2 separate regions of the Mus musculus genome follow, and region 2 is linked to region 1. Evidence: chromatin loops called from intact Hi-C (ENCODE). Cell type or tissue: heart. All regions are shown on one strand. Each heading gives the region's core, and the rest is flanking DNA. Links, peaks and the distances in the headings are about the cores only.

What was found. Peaks named below come from ENCODE experiments on the same cell type or tissue, not always from the same donor. Only the 100,000 strongest peaks of a DNase experiment are listed, where the experiment ranks them.
Region 2: it touches region 1 in a loop (3-fold over the local background); 7 of 42 quality-filtered maps call a loop at or near these places.

What each region holds. Positions count from the first base shown.
Region 1 is chr15:25,980,841-25,988,283 of GRCm38, forward strand. Zfp622 (zinc finger protein 622) reads left to right here and starts at 3,526. Exons shown (of 6, transcript NM_144523.3): 1 at 3,526-4,343; 2 at 5,958-6,206; 3 at 6,321-6,483. The coding sequence starts at 3,710. In heart, for the core only: no CTCF peak of the experiment used is centred there; a DNase peak (open chromatin) is centred at 3,431; H3K4me3 peaks cover 2,974 bases; H3K27ac peaks cover 2,104 bases.
Region 2 is chr15:25,801,573-25,809,015 of GRCm38, forward strand. Myo10 (myosin X) reads left to right here. Exons shown (of 41, transcript NM_019472.2): 34 at 1,691-1,814; 35 at 2,727-3,024; 36 at 3,939-4,146; 37 at 4,971-5,107; 38 at 5,485-5,605; 39 at 6,164-6,616. Among named protein-coding and RNA genes, the nearest start is that of Retreg1, 38 kb to the right of the region's middle. In heart, for the core only: CTCF peaks have their summits at 3,831 (motif pointing right) and 4,465 (motif pointing right); a DNase peak (open chromatin) is centred at 4,039.

The DNA.
Region 1 (7,443 bases), core at 1,282-6,281:
TTCCGAGAATTTTATTGAGTATTTTTGCATTGGTATTCATAAGGGAAATTGGTCTGAAGTTCTCTTTGTTGGGTCTTTATGTGGTTTAGGTATCAGAGTGAATTGGGTAGAATACCTTCTGTTTCTATTTTGTGGAATAGTTTGAGGAGAATTGAAATTAGGTCTTCTTTGAAGGTCTGATAGAACTCTGCACTAAACCCATCTGGTCCTGGGCTTTTTTTGGTTGGAAGACTATTAATGACTGCTTCTATTTCTTTAGGGGAGATGGGACTGTTAAGATCGTTAATCTGATCCTGATTTAACTTTGGTACCTGGTATCTGTCTAGGAAATTGTCCATTTCATCCAGGTTTTCCAGTTTTGTTGAGTATAGCCTTTTGTAGTAGGAAGGATCTGATGAGGCTTTGGTCAACTCTTGTAGTGACCCATCTAATACTAGTTTCTTGACAAAAACATGAATCCACTCATTAAGGTAAAGCTCCTATGACTTAATTACCTCTTAAGTGTTCCATTGCCTTCCAACACTGTTACACTGGGGAACAAAATTCTGGCCCTAGAACCTTTAAGGGATATACCATATCTAAATAATAGCAAGCATAATTAACAAGTGGTAAATAGACTAAGGCTACACCCCTAGCAGAGGACAAACTAGACTGACCACAGTCTGTTCTCTCGAGTTCACTACAGAATCAATGGAGGGAGCAGTGGTGCTCTGAAGAGGAAAAGTAAAGGGTACTGAGAAGCCGAAGATGCTAAATAGGATTGTGAAAATAAACAAGAGCAAGCAGAGAGGAAATCAAGGATAGCAACAAATGCAAAATCAAATAGGAAAAAAAAATCTAGAAATGCTTTTCTTTATATAGCTAATTTCTGCTTTTCATGGAGACTTGAAAATACATATATTTTGCTCACTTCAGCTGGTGAGGAATACTAGATATATTTCTCAAAATGAGATGTTTAGAAAGTTATTCCAAAATTTCTATATAATCTCGAAATAAAAACTTTCTGCAACAAAGAAAAAAAATGAGATTTTACCTTTGCACTACAAAATCGCAGTTTTAAGAAACACTGAATAGACTCTGCCCTGGTATTATTCTAGTGTTGGGTATGGGGCCATGAAAGGGAAGCCTGTTTTCACGGAACTTATACTCAAGATGACTAACATGATGTATGACTAGGCCTTCTGATTTGTGCATAATTATAAGGTTTCCCTGGATGCAGGACTTCCATTGCTAAGCCTGGGAGAAAATAACAAACACTAGTAGTAGCTGCTCTCTCAAAGCAATCCATAAAGTCCACCTGGCCCCACTCCGCTGTTCTTCATGGACTTCTGACCAGGCCTTTCACATTAGATGAGCTGAGAATACTGTAAAAGTACTTAGTCAGGGAGCCGGGTGTGGTGGCGAACGCCTTTAATCCCAGCACTTGGGAGGCAGAGGCAGGTGGATTTCGGAGTTCGAGGCCAGCCTGGTCTACAAAGTGAGCTCCAGGACAGCCAGGGCTATACAGAGAAACCCTGTCTCAAAAAACCAAAATAAATAAATAAATAAATAAAGTACTTAGTCAACACCAGAACTGCACAGGCAAAAGGGAAGCTAACTGCCACCCTATGAAGACAAATATTACTATGGGGAGATTCAATTGACAAGGAAAGAACATCTCTTACTATTAGCCAAGCGAGTCTTCTCTGATGAGACTCCTCCAGCCATGGTAAAATACTAACCCTTCAGGTTACTTCAGCCTTCGCCACAGGTTCACCATGAACTCATGTGAGAGTACATAAGAACCACCTAACTCGGGCACGCTTGCCTTGCAGAAACTGAATGTTTTGATGCTAAATACTAGTGATTCAATATAGCACAACAGATAACAGTGATAAAAAGCAATACCTAGTAAGGACTTAAGAAATGGGGTGTTGCAGCAGTATGTAGCAGAGGATTGCATTGTTTGGCCTCAGTGCCAGAGCATGTGCCTAATCCTCTAGAGACTTGATACCCCAGGGAGGGGCTTTGCAGGAGGGGGGTCACCCTCTCTGAGGTGAAGGGGAGGGAGTATAGGGGAAAGAACTCTGTGAAGGGGACTAGGAGAGGGCAACATTTGGGATATAATTATAATAATAACAAAAACAACAACAACACAAAAAAAATACTGGCATTATTTTTGACAAAAGGCTCTAGAACCCCCCCCCCCCCAAAGGCATTTGGGCAAAGGTTTACAAAAGGGAGCAAGCTGGCAGAAAGATATTCAGGCAGAATAGCATAGCAACGGATTTCTAACACAATACCAAAAATATACTTGCTTAACCTGTTAGAACAATTGACATTGAATCAGGGTGAGTTAAAGGCAGGGATAGAACAGAGGATTTGCCAGGCAGTGGTGGCATACGCCTTTAATCCAAGCACTTGGGAGGCAGAGGCAGGTGGATTTCTGAAGGTCGAGGCCAGCCTGGTCTACAGAGTGAGTTCCAGGACAGCCAGGGCTACACAGAGAAACCCTGTCTCAAGAAAAAAAAAATCGAACTGATATGAATTGCTGCTGTTATACACACAGGGTCTCCAAGGTTTAGTACCCACGATGGAGCGTAAAATCACAGATAGATCCTTTTAAAGTTTTAGATGCTGAAAGAGTATTTCGATCATTAAAAGCAACTTCACCTAGTTTGACTTTTTTGTTTGTTTGTTTTTATTAGGTATTTATTTCATTTACATTTCCAATGCTATCCCAAAAGTCCCCCACACGGTCCCCCACCCACTCCCCTACCCATCCACTCCCACTTTTTGGTCCTGGCGTTCCCCTGTACTGGGGCATATAAAGTTTGCAAGTCCAATGGGCCTCTCTTTCCACTGATGGCCAACTAGGCCATCTTCTGATACATATGCAGCTAGAGACACGAGCTCTGGGGGTAATGGTTAGTTCATATTGTTGTTCCACCTATAAGGTTACTTTCTCTAGCTCCTCCACTGGGGGCCCTGTGATCCATCCAATAGCTGACTGTGAGCATCCACTTCTGTGTTTGTTAGGCCCGGGCATAGTCTCTACTTTGACTTTTTATATGGCTACTTGGATTTAAAAATCTCACATGTGGCTCGGATTATATTTTGTGGGACAGTGGCTAGGCTGTACTTTCGGCTCCCAGCAGGGAATCTTTTCTGTTCAAGAGCTCTGACCGCCCCCTTCGCTGCAAAGAGCTTGGGTCGGTTTGGCCTCCGGAAGTTCCACGCTGTCGCCACGTTTGATCCCCCTTTCCAGAGGCGCGAGAGACAGTCTTGACGGGATCCATCTCTCAAGAGCAGTCCCAGAACCATCCCAGGCACCCACGCCCTTCTTTCCCTCACAAGCCCATCCCTCTGACCTCGTCACGGCAAGCGACACAACCGCTAAGCCCTCAGGAGGCAGCGGCATCCTCCAGGCACACGCCCACCTTTGATTGACAGGGCGGATCCAGGCGCGAAGAGAGCGACATGAAACTTCGTCATTTCCGGGGACCCAGGCGGGCCTTCTTAAGCCAGCTGCCAAGAGTTTCCTGTGCGAGTCGGAAGTTCCCTCACTTAGAACTCGGAAGTTCCCTCACTTAGAGCCCGGAAGCTGGTGTCTGGTGTGTCTTTTCCTGGCTGTGGGCGAAGGAGGTTCTCTGCGTTTGTGGGACTAGAAGGCGGCCGGTCAGGCTTAGAAGGTTCTCGGCTGGGTCGTCTCTGTCTTCCGGGCCCGGGGATGGCGGCTCTCACGTGCATCACCTGCCGGGTGGCGTTCCGCGACGCGGAGCTGCAGCGGGCGCACTACAAGACGGACTGGCACCGCTACAACCTGCGGCGCAAGGTGGCCGCCATGGCCCCGGTGACGGCCGAGGGCTTCCAGGAGCGGGTGCGGGCGCAGCGCGCGGTGGCCGAGGCGGCGGAGGCGAGCAAGGGCGCGGCCACCTACTGCACGGCGTGCGGCAAGAAGTTCGCCACCTTCAACGCCTACGAGAACCACCTCGGCTCCCGGCGGCACGCCGAGCTGGAGCGGAAGGCGGTGCGGGCCGCGAGCCGGCGCGTGGAGCTGCTGAACGCCAAGAACCTGGAGAAGGGGCTGGGCGCGGACGGCGTCGACAAGGACGCCGTGAACGCCGCCATCCAGCAGGCCATCAAGGCCCAGCCCTCCACGTCCCCCAAGAAAGCGCCCTTCGTGCCCACGGACGAGTGCGGGAGGGCGGCGGCGGGCGCACGGGGCGTCCCGGAGCGAGACCCGACGGAGAAGCCGCCCCGGCTCCAGTGGTTCGAACAGCAGGCGAAGAAGCTGGCGAAGCAGCAGTGGGAGGACGGAGAGGAGGAGGGAGAGGAAGAGGAGGAAGACGACGAAGACGAAGGTAGGTAAGGGTCCTGTCGGGGTTGGGGCGAGCGGGAGGCTCCGGGAGACATCGCGATGGAGACGAAGGGCTGGGTCCACGTTCAGCGATGTCGCCCTCCCCTGAGGCCCCCAGCCCGAGCCTTCTTCAGTGTTTACCTTTGCGACATCCATTCCCAGGCTGGACCCTGACTTTCTTCTTATCCTTTTACCGCAGCCTTTGAGGGAGTGGGGTTCCAGGCCCAGGGCATCCCGCCTGGATTTAAAGATGTTTCCTGGTTTATGACTTTTAACTAGTTAAGCAGATGGATTGTAGGCCTCCATACTTTTTTGGTGTTTTTTTGGTTTTTCGAGACAGGGTTTCTCTGTGTAGCCCTGGCTGTCCTGGAACTCACTCTGTAGACCAGGCTGGCCTTAAACTTTAGAAATCCCCCTGCCTCTGCCTCCCAAGTGCTGGGGTTAAAGGCGAGTGCCACCACTGCCGGGCTGTAGACCTCCATTCTTATGCTTGCTCCCGGACGCACCAAACTTCGTGTGGACCCGAAAGGGAACAGTATTTGGGGATTTCTATAGGACATTTTAGAGTGAGGGCAGAAGTGGTTTAAATGCCTCACTGCTCTTCATTTCCACAGGGCACTTTGTCTGTCTGCGTCTCTGTGGTGGATCCAGGACCTAGGGCATTGATTAAAAACAGAATAAAAGAGTAGAGGCGCATTCTTAACGGGCAAAACATTCTTTTAGTTTGGATCAGGAAGGGTTACACTGGTGCACAGAAAGCTATGCTGTTGGCACGCTGCTGTAGAATGTGTGGTTAGAATGGCTTAGGATTTTACATTTCACTTAGTTGACTAAAACTGAGTGAGGGTTTCGTGTTGCCTGCAAGCCTGACTTGTGGGGCTCCAGCCAGCCCCAAGGTTCCTTACTTTGTGAGTTCTTTATTCACCCCCACGGCACTGTTGATACTGACAGTGTTTGTGTTCATGTCTTGGTCGGTTTATACTTCTGTAACCAAGCATCTTAAGCCTGGTAATTTATAAACAACATGAACTTATTTTGCCACAGTCATGGAAGATGAAGTAAAAAATGAAGCTACTGGCACCCTGACTGTTTAGTGAGGGCTTGCTCTGTGGAGGGGTATTTTTCTAAGCCTTACTTAATGATGGAAAAGGCAGATCTAGGGTGTGTACTCATGGAGGGGGAGCAAAACACAAAAAAGGAGACTTGCCAGTTCATTTAAGTCCTTTTCTTAGGACATCAACTCACTCATGAGGTTCCTAGAGGTCCCATGTGTTACATTGGTGACTAAGTTGAACTTGCATGGACACATATAAACAGAAGCATTCATATAGCAGCCCTGCACACACCAAAATATACACTAAAGTATTCCTGTGAAGTGCAAATGGTAGACAGCTACTGAACCAGATAGGAATCCAATTAACTTGGTGTCCAGTACTGGGCTAGGTGCAGTAATGCATAGGAAAGAGGTTAGCAACTATTTTATAGAGCTTCCTGCTGGAAAAGAAAGATTAAAGAGGTTTTTATCATTTAAACTTGTCTGGGGGTATTTGATCTCTGATTGTGCTTGCTTTATCACACCTTTAAAAGTAAATTTATTTTTCAAAACTTTGGCTTAAAGATTGGGAAGATATTGATTCCGATGATGGATTGGAATGTGAGGACCCTGGAGTGGAGGATCAGGATGCAGAAGATGCAGCGGCTGAGGAGAGCCCACCCCTAGGTGCCATCCCAATAACAGACTGCTTGTTTTGCTCCCATCATTCAAGCTCCCTCGTGAAGAATGTGGCTCATATGACTAAAGTCCACAGCTTTTTTATTCCTGATATAGAGTATCTTTCAGATTTGAAAGGACTAATTAAATATTTGGGTAAGTACAATGATTTTGCTTTTGATGAAGAAATATTTTTCAATTTGTGAGAGTAAGTAGTGAGATTTAACCTGACTTCTAAAGATTGATTTCATATTATTTCCACATGACCAGGAGAGAAAGTTGGTGTTGGCAAAATTTGCTTGTGGTGCAATGAGAAAGGGAAGTCCTTCTATTCCACAGAAGCTGTACAGGCACACATGAATGACAAAAGCCACTGTAAGCTCTTCACAGATGGTGACGCTGCCTTGGAATTTGCAGACTTCTATGATTTTAGGTAAGATGAGTTTGTGAGGTGACTTGAGGTTATAGTTATACACTAGTGGATAATAAACGATATTTGCCCCCGTCTTCTGAAATTGGGTTGGGCTCGCCGTGCAGTGAGTTGAGATAGCACCTCAGCTTTGCCAGTAAATTCCTCACCCGCATTACATGTTCCTAAGCTACAAGCTCACTTGAACACATTAGAAAAGTGAGGACCTCTGGCCCAGAGTGAGTGGGAATGATTTACTTTTGCTCTTTGTGATTCAATAGTCAGAACTTTAATTTTGCTAATTACTTTATGAATAGAAATTCAAAAGTTAGGTTTCACATTCTGGGCTCCCTGAGAGACTTTGAATCACAGATGATCTACTAAAGAAATTGAACTGCTTGGTAGTCTATACCAAGTCTTTGGCATTTGGTAGTGAGGTTATTTCATAGATAATTCAGCTCGAATAGGAATCTTGAGCAGTTCATACATATGCAACAAGTAGGTTAGGTGTTCATGAAGAAGTAGTTTCTTTTGTCAGAATGTATGTGAAACAGCACAGGAATGTACAAGCACGCATAAGTACCATGCCAAACAGCCACAACCCACGTGATCTAGGTGGTCAGAAAATTTCGTCTTTTAGAACTTGTGTTGCCTTCTCTTCCTGATTTTGTAGTTTGCAATTGAGGGTGGCGGTCGAATTGCATAATTAGGAGGTTAGAGGCATACAGTATAGGAGACAGATTTGAATCTCCGCCGGAGACAGAAAGCATCGTCCCCAAGCAAGAGATATTTATCCCTTTCTAGTTCCCTGCCAGACAGCAGTGTATTTGACCTTCAGACCGAGTGTCAAATTGGGATTAGGCTAAGCAAACAGCAGAGAGAAGTCAAGAGACTATAACCTTAGTAACTGGCTTGAAATACTGAAGTATAGACTTTCTGATTTCTTTATCTACATCTGCTTCTTATATATTTAAGTTCCTACTC
Region 2 (7,443 bases), core at 867-5,866, 180 kb before region 1:
CCTTCTCAATATTCTGTTCTTAGGTCCCAGAAGTAGATTTACAAAGAGCCCAGATTGGGCGCTGGGGATATAGCTCAGTGGTAGAGTGCTTGCTGTTATGGGCAAGGCCCTGGGTATGGTTCAGTCTCCACCACCTGAAAGGAAACAGAGAGCCCAGATTGTGCTAGAACACTTGGGATCCCTGACAGCTACCTCCAGATCGCCAGAAACAACAAATCTCATTGATTTCGTAAAATTTCAGTTCCCTGCTTGTAAGTTTAATTGTTCAGTCAATGTTTGTTGGTTGAAAGCACCGATGATTAGCCGCCAGCTGCCACAAACCTCCCTCATGGTGCTGTGGACCCCGGTGAAGCTGGAGACCCCTGGTGGTCTGATAGAGCCAAGGTTGGAATTTCCTACCCAAACCCAGGGGTTTCCAATGTGGTATGTTTTCTAGAAATTTGAGACCAAGCTACAGCAAATTCTTAATCCCCAGTACACAACCAAGCTTCCTGTGGAACCCAGGGCCCTAGATACAAATAATCTCATTTTTAGCAATAAAGATATTTTTCTAAGCTTCCTTTTGAGAGAGGAGGCAGGTTTTTTTTTCCATGTCAAGCCACACATTTTTATCAAAGCTGTGCCATCTATTTTTATTCTCTAATTGCAAATTCAGACATTCAGAGAATAAATAGTTTTTCCAAATATAAAAGACTGTGTCTTCAGAAATGAGACAAGTTACCCCAATTAACTAGAAGATTTAAACCATCGCTTTTCTGCCAGCCTCCAGCGAGTGTTGTTGGAAAGATTTCCTACTGGAAATGACATTTCCCTGGAAGAATGAATCAGTGCCTGTGCCCAACCCTGCTGTTTGTTTAGTGATGTGGCTGCCTCCGTGGCATCCCAGTAGCATGTGACGAGCGTCAACACAGGATAGGATTCTGTCCAAAGATCTTAAATTCTCGGCAGAGGGGCCTAAGGGGGACGTGTCCCTGTGGGTGTGAGGTGTGTCATTTCCAAGTTCAGAAGAGCCATGAGGCCGAGCATTGAAGAACAGTGCTCGCGCCCGTTGTAGAGAGCCAGTGTTCAGTCCCCAGACCCATGTCAGGGAGTTCCTAGCCACTTCTAGCTCTGGTTCCAAAGAATACTATGCTGCTCTCTCTTCTGGCCTCCACAGACACCACACATATACACAGAACTAAAAAGGAAGTCTTTAAAAGAAGTGTCAAAAAAATTAATAATTAAAGCCAGTCTATGGCGCTGCATGTCTATAATCCCAACAGTTGGCCGACTGAGCAGGACTGTCATGAGTTCTAAGGCTACCCTAGATCTGCCTAAGACTCAAAATATAAAGTCTATCAAAATGTATTTTAAAGTGAACTATACTTGGAGATCCCACGATTGATGGCAAATCATGAAGATTAATTTGTTCAGTAGACGTGTGAGTAGCTACAGGGATGGGGGGTTTTAATAACGTGAGGAGACTTGGAACACTTGAGACAGACACTGAACTGTGTCACATACTTCTGGGGTCCGTGCTTAAATCCAGGTTGGATTGATTCTCTTTGGCTGGAAATGGTCACCGCTGGATTTCCTGGACTTTGTGAAAGATGTTCTGTGTGTGGAGGCATGGTGGGATTCGCTCTCTAAGAGTAGGTGCTCGTCACAGTCCGCCTCCTTGCTTTCTTTCAATGGCTGCTTTGCTTTGTAGGAGAACTGCCTCAACTCTGACGTGGTGGAGCAGATTTACAAGCGGAACCCGATCCTTCGCTACACGCATCACCCGCTGCACTCCCCGCTCCTGCCTCTTCCCTATGGGGACATAAATCTCAACCGTGAGTTCAGAAAGCCCCCAGGATCCTCAGAGCCTCGTAACTTTGTTCTAACGTGGAAGCAGTGCTACCTCAGAGAGTCTCTAAGTCATTCCAGACAGGAAAGAGACGGTAAAACATGCTCAAGTACAGATGTAAGGCAGCGGTTTATCAACCTGAGTCACGACCCTGCTGGGGGTTCGCGTATTGGGTATCGTGCGTATCAGATACTTAACAATTCATAGCGGAAGCAAAGTTACAGTTAGGAAGTAGCCGTGAAGTAATTGTGTGGTTGGGGTCAGCACAGCAGGAGGAAGTGTATTAAAGAAGCAGCATTAGGGCTAGGAAGGTTGAGACATTAGAGAGTGCTTCTCCATGAATTCAGGGCAATCCTTAGAGTGAGTATACAGTGCCTGTTGGACTGTGGTAGGAAGGTGTGCCTATCCAGCCCTTCTGTCTTTAACTGTCAATACACCATCCAGTGAGTTGTCTATATGTTCATTCCTTCATTATGAAGTGGCTTCGTAGCATGGTGTCAGCAGCGGCAGCTTGCGGGAGGTACGCAGCACATCCGAGACGCGTGAGGCAAGGCTACGGTCTGTAGAGGATTCATTGCAGTTTTGCCTGACAGTATTCTCAAGTTCTAATGGATTGACAGGAGATGTAACCTGTCATTTTTAGTCAAGGTACATAGGTCCTAGACAGTATCACGTCTTAAGCAAGAGAGCTGTCCAACTATAGTTCAGGTTTTAATCAAGCAGGTTCTGTACTAAAACCTCAGCTGTCTTAACAGAGCAGTGCAGCTCGCTCGCCTCTGCGCGGACATTCCTTAGAAGTGGCTGCTTGTCCCCACCCCCATCCCTTCCTTTAGTCTCCTGCGCCTGTCATAACTTCTTCCAGCCCCTCCAGTGATTTCGGTTGGCTTTCTTTCCCTAGTGCTGAAAGACAAAGGCTACACGACCCTTCAGGACGAAGCCATCAAGATATTCAATTCTCTCCAACAACTGGAGTCCATGTCCGACCCCATCCCTATCATCCAGGGCATCCTGCAGACCGGGCACGACCTGCGGCCTCTGCGGGATGAACTGTATTGTCAGCTCATCAAACAGACCAACAAGGTGCCCCATCCCGGCAGCGTGGGCAACCTTTACAGCTGGCAGATCCTGACCTGCCTCAGCTGCACCTTCCTGCCGAGCCGCGGGATCCTCAAATACCTCAAGTTCCACCTGAAAAGGTAGAGCACTAGGCCAGGGGGCACTTTTGAAAGAAGCTGGGCAGAGCTTACAGAGGTATAATCCACCATTGCGACATCAAACGCTGCGACAGGGCTCTCCAGCCCGACCCACAGGGCCCCTCAAGCAAGTGTGTATGACTTAGATGTCCTCTTGCCCTTTAAGCCGAATGAAGAATCAAGCCACTAATGTATTCATGCTGGGTACATTTAATTACTCTCTCTATAGAAAACCCCAACTTTGATTGTGTGTGTGTGTGTGTGTGTGTGTGTGTGTGTGTGAACTGACTTAGTTCTTATCAGATTTTATTCTGAGGTTGACAGCGTGAGGTTATGGAATACTTTTAGGTAAAAAAATGGCTACGTAGGTGAATCTCTGAGTAGTCTGTCTAATCTCATTGTTCTGTGTGTGGCAAAGGCAGCTAACAAGTCTCATTTTGCTCAACTGTGGCAAACAACATTTAAAGCTGGACACGGTGTCTTGTTTTGGTAATCTCCTCACTGAGGCAGGAGGAACGAGAGTTCAAGGCCAGCCTAGATAGAGTACATCGTGAACCCCTACATTAACAAAGAAAGGCCAGGTGTAGGCATGGCGTGCACACATTTAATCCCAGCAGGAGGCAGATGCAGGCAGATCTTTTTGAATTCAAGGCCATGGCCCAAGGCATTATAATTTTGGTTATTAGCGGTGCCACATAAAAAAAAAAAAAAACTGGCAGCGGACTACCCGCAACGTAGGTTCTTTACTTTTTCCATGTCTGAACTAAAGCTGGACCTAACCAGAAAGACACTGCCATTCACTCCTGTCACCACAAGGGGGCAGCCTCCCAGCCTCTGCTGCTGAACCCTCCCCACATCCCAGCTCCCTCTGGCCAGCCTGTGTCTATCTCCAGTTCACAGTCACCTTTGTCTCCCAGGATACGGGAACAGTTCCCAGGAACCGAGATGGAGAAGTACGCCCTCTTTATCTACGAATCCCTTAAGAAAACCAAATGCAGAGAGTTTGTGCCTTCCCGAGATGAAATCGAAGCTCTGATCCACCGGCAGGAAATGACGTCCACAGTGTATTGCCATGGCGGAGGCTCCTGCAAGATCACCATCAACTCCCACACCACAGCCGGGGAGGTAGGGAATGCCGACAGTCAATCGCCTTGTGCTTGTTGCACACTGGCCCATACGCCTGTGGTACCTGAATGTGTGTTTATGCTCAGTGTATCCGCTCAACAAGCAAGGAAGTCAGTACAGCCAGCAGCCAAGCGCACGCACACACACACACACACACACACACAGTAGAGGTAAAAGTTGAGTTACGTGCAAATGCAAAGCTCCACCTAAGCCAGTGTCCCTCAGACGTAATCTCCCCCATCTTGAACGTGTCTAGATCTGCAATGGGGAAACCCTGTGAGAAGGGTGTGTCGAGTCTCTTCGGCCACCAGGTGTCTCTCTGTGCCTGCCATGAGAATGTGGAGAATACCACATCAGAAGAGCACATTTTCCCCTGACCTCTTAAATCAAGCCCAACAAAAGCTTGGAATGATGGTGGCGTTGCTAATTAAGCCTTAGGAGCCTTTTGAAGTGACTCATCATTAGAAATCGCCACTGTTTCTCAAGGCTTATCAATATATCGGATAAAAGATGGGACTTAGGGGTTTCATTTATTTTTCCAACTACTGAGGCTTTGCAAAAAAAGAAAACCGTAAGTTAGTGGTCCTCCTCTCCCCTGCCCCTCCCCCCACGCCCCGGGGAGGGGAGGGAAGAAGAAAGTCAAAGCTGAATTTATCAAGACAGTAAGAGCAAGCCAGTACATGCTCAGGCTCCGGGGCAGCAGTCTCAGAGGGCTGTGTGGACCCTGCCACACCAGCCTCTCCCTCCGACAGATGACGTCGTATGCATGTAAAGCGCATGGCGGCAGCAGCGTCTGAGCTGAGAGCCCCTGATGTGTCTTCCAGGTGGTGGAGAAGCTGATCCGAGGGCTCGCCATGGAGGACAGCAGGAACATGTTTGCCTTGTTTGAGTACAACGGACAGGTGGACAAGGCCATCGAAAGCCGGACCATCGTAGCTGACGTCCTGGCAAAGTTTGAAAAGTAAGTTCCTCCCCTTCAAAACGCCTGGAGAACACGTGTGTTTGCGTTAGTTTATATTTTACCCTTGTTAATCTATTTACCTTTTCCTCTCTGCCACCTGTTGGCCCTCTTTGCTTGAAAGCTTTCTCTTTATTATCTACCCTAAAGTGGAACCTGGCTGGAACAATGCACTTTCCCTCTGGTTAAACTACCCAGGAGATCTGACAAGGACTGCCTTGCTATTTTGTTTGTGTGACGACCCCTTGTGTCACCTCTTTGTCCCATCATATGGTAGGACAGCTTCATCTTCAGAGTACGCTGTGTGAAATCAGCCCTCTGTGGGTTACCATGGCCCATTTCTGGTTTTGCTCTGAGACTTTTGTGGCTTCTGCCTGTAGGCTAGCTGCCACGTCAGAAGCCGGGGACGCGCCATGGAAATTCTACTTCAAACTTTATTGCTTCCTGGACACCGACAGCATGCCAAAAGACAGCGTGGAGTTTGCGTTTATGTTTGAACAGGTAAAAGGAACTCCAAGAGACAGATTCTTTTCCTTTGTCAGAGACAAGAGAGAGAAGCCCATTACTGCAGCAAATAAATAAACTGCTAAAGTCTGTAGGATTAGGTGCGGTAGCAGACTTACCAGCAAGGAAAAGCTAACCACTCACTGTGGAATGAGCACTCGGTTTGAACACCACTGCCAAGACACTTGATGTGCCAGAGTCAGGGGATACTCAGGCAGGGCACCTCCACTCTCTCAGAGGAGAAGGGGAGGGGGAGTAGAGGGGGGACTGGGAGGGGGACAGCAATCAGGATGTAAAGTGAATTTAAAAAAAGTATCACTGCCAAGAGACCATAGGAGTAAAAGCCACTCCAGGGTTGGATGACACCCATGAAGGGGAGGAATTTGGCTTGGAAGCGGCAGGCCGTGCTTTGCTAGGAGAAATCCAAGTGGAAACGTGGGGGTAGGTGGGTGCTTTGCGGGGGAGGAATTTAAGCTTAAAAGGGAGGCTGGGATACAGTCTGCATGGCATGAGTAGAGGTTTCCTGACATATTTGCTGTCTGTCACCTCCTTTAGGCCCACGAAGCCGTCATCCATGGCCACCACCCAGCCCCTGAGGAAAGCCTCCAAGTGCTGGCTGCCCTGAGACTGCAGTATCTGCAGGGCGACTATACCCCGCACACCTCCATCCCACCCCTCGAGGAGGTTTACTCTGTGCAGAGACTCAGAGCTCGCATTAGTCAGTCGACCAAAACCTTCACCCCGTACGAGCGCCTCGAGAAGAGACGGACCAGCTTCCTGGAGGGCACGCTGCGGCGGAGCTTCCGGACCGGGTCGGTGGTTCGGCAGAAGGCGGAGGAGGAGCAGATGCTGGACATGTGGATCAAGGAGGAAGTCTGCTCGGCTCGCACCAGCATCATTGACAAGTGGAAGAAACTGCAGGGGATGAACCAGGAACAAGCCATGGCCAAGTATATGGCCCTGATCAAGGAGTGGCCTGGTTATGGATCAACACTCTTTGATGTGGAGGTGAGAACCGGTTGAACAGGCAGGTGCTGTACAGTCCGGACCAAACTGTCTCAGAACCTGAACCTCCCTGGGGTCACACAAAGGGACAGAGGGACCACTTGGCTCTGTGCCTTCTGAGTCTCACCACGAGCATCCTCGTGTCCCACACGGGTTTTGTTTTGTTTTTTTGTTGTGTTTTCTTCGGTAGTTTTTGTTTTTACCTGTGTGTGTGTGACATCTGGAAGAGGGCAAAGGTCACTGAACTGAAGTGGTCAGGATTGGAGACAAGCACCTTAACCCACTGAACCATATTGCGGCCCTCCTCAAAGGTTTATTTTCTGTTCCTTTGTAGCAAATATTTCTATAATGGAGTCGCCAGTAGGATGACCTCCATGTGTGTGGCTGGTTGGCTGGTTGGCTTGATTTCTGTTGCTCTTGATCTAGATTAACATTGGGTTCAGCTGGCTTCAGACCTACTCTGTATTTGAAGGTGGTCTGAACCCCTTTCGTCCACTTCCCAAATGCTGTCCCGGAACTCAGAGTCACCTGCCCCTGCTGGGATTAGAGGTGTGTGCCAACACCGCCAGGCAGTGCAGTGCAACTCTGCAAAAGAGGGATTGACTTTTCCTGATGTGCATTCTGGGTATTCAACCCAGGCTCTGGTGCAAAGAGGCAAGAACTTTAGCCCTGAGCTACGCCCCGCGTCTCCATCTAAATATTTTCTTCCTCAAGTCAGCACTTATAACGTTTCAGACTTCAGAACATTGCGGATTGTAGCTGGCAGCGCAGAAGTGCTGAGCTAGCATGTCCTTCTCCATTCCTCGTGATGACCTACTATGAAGGAACGG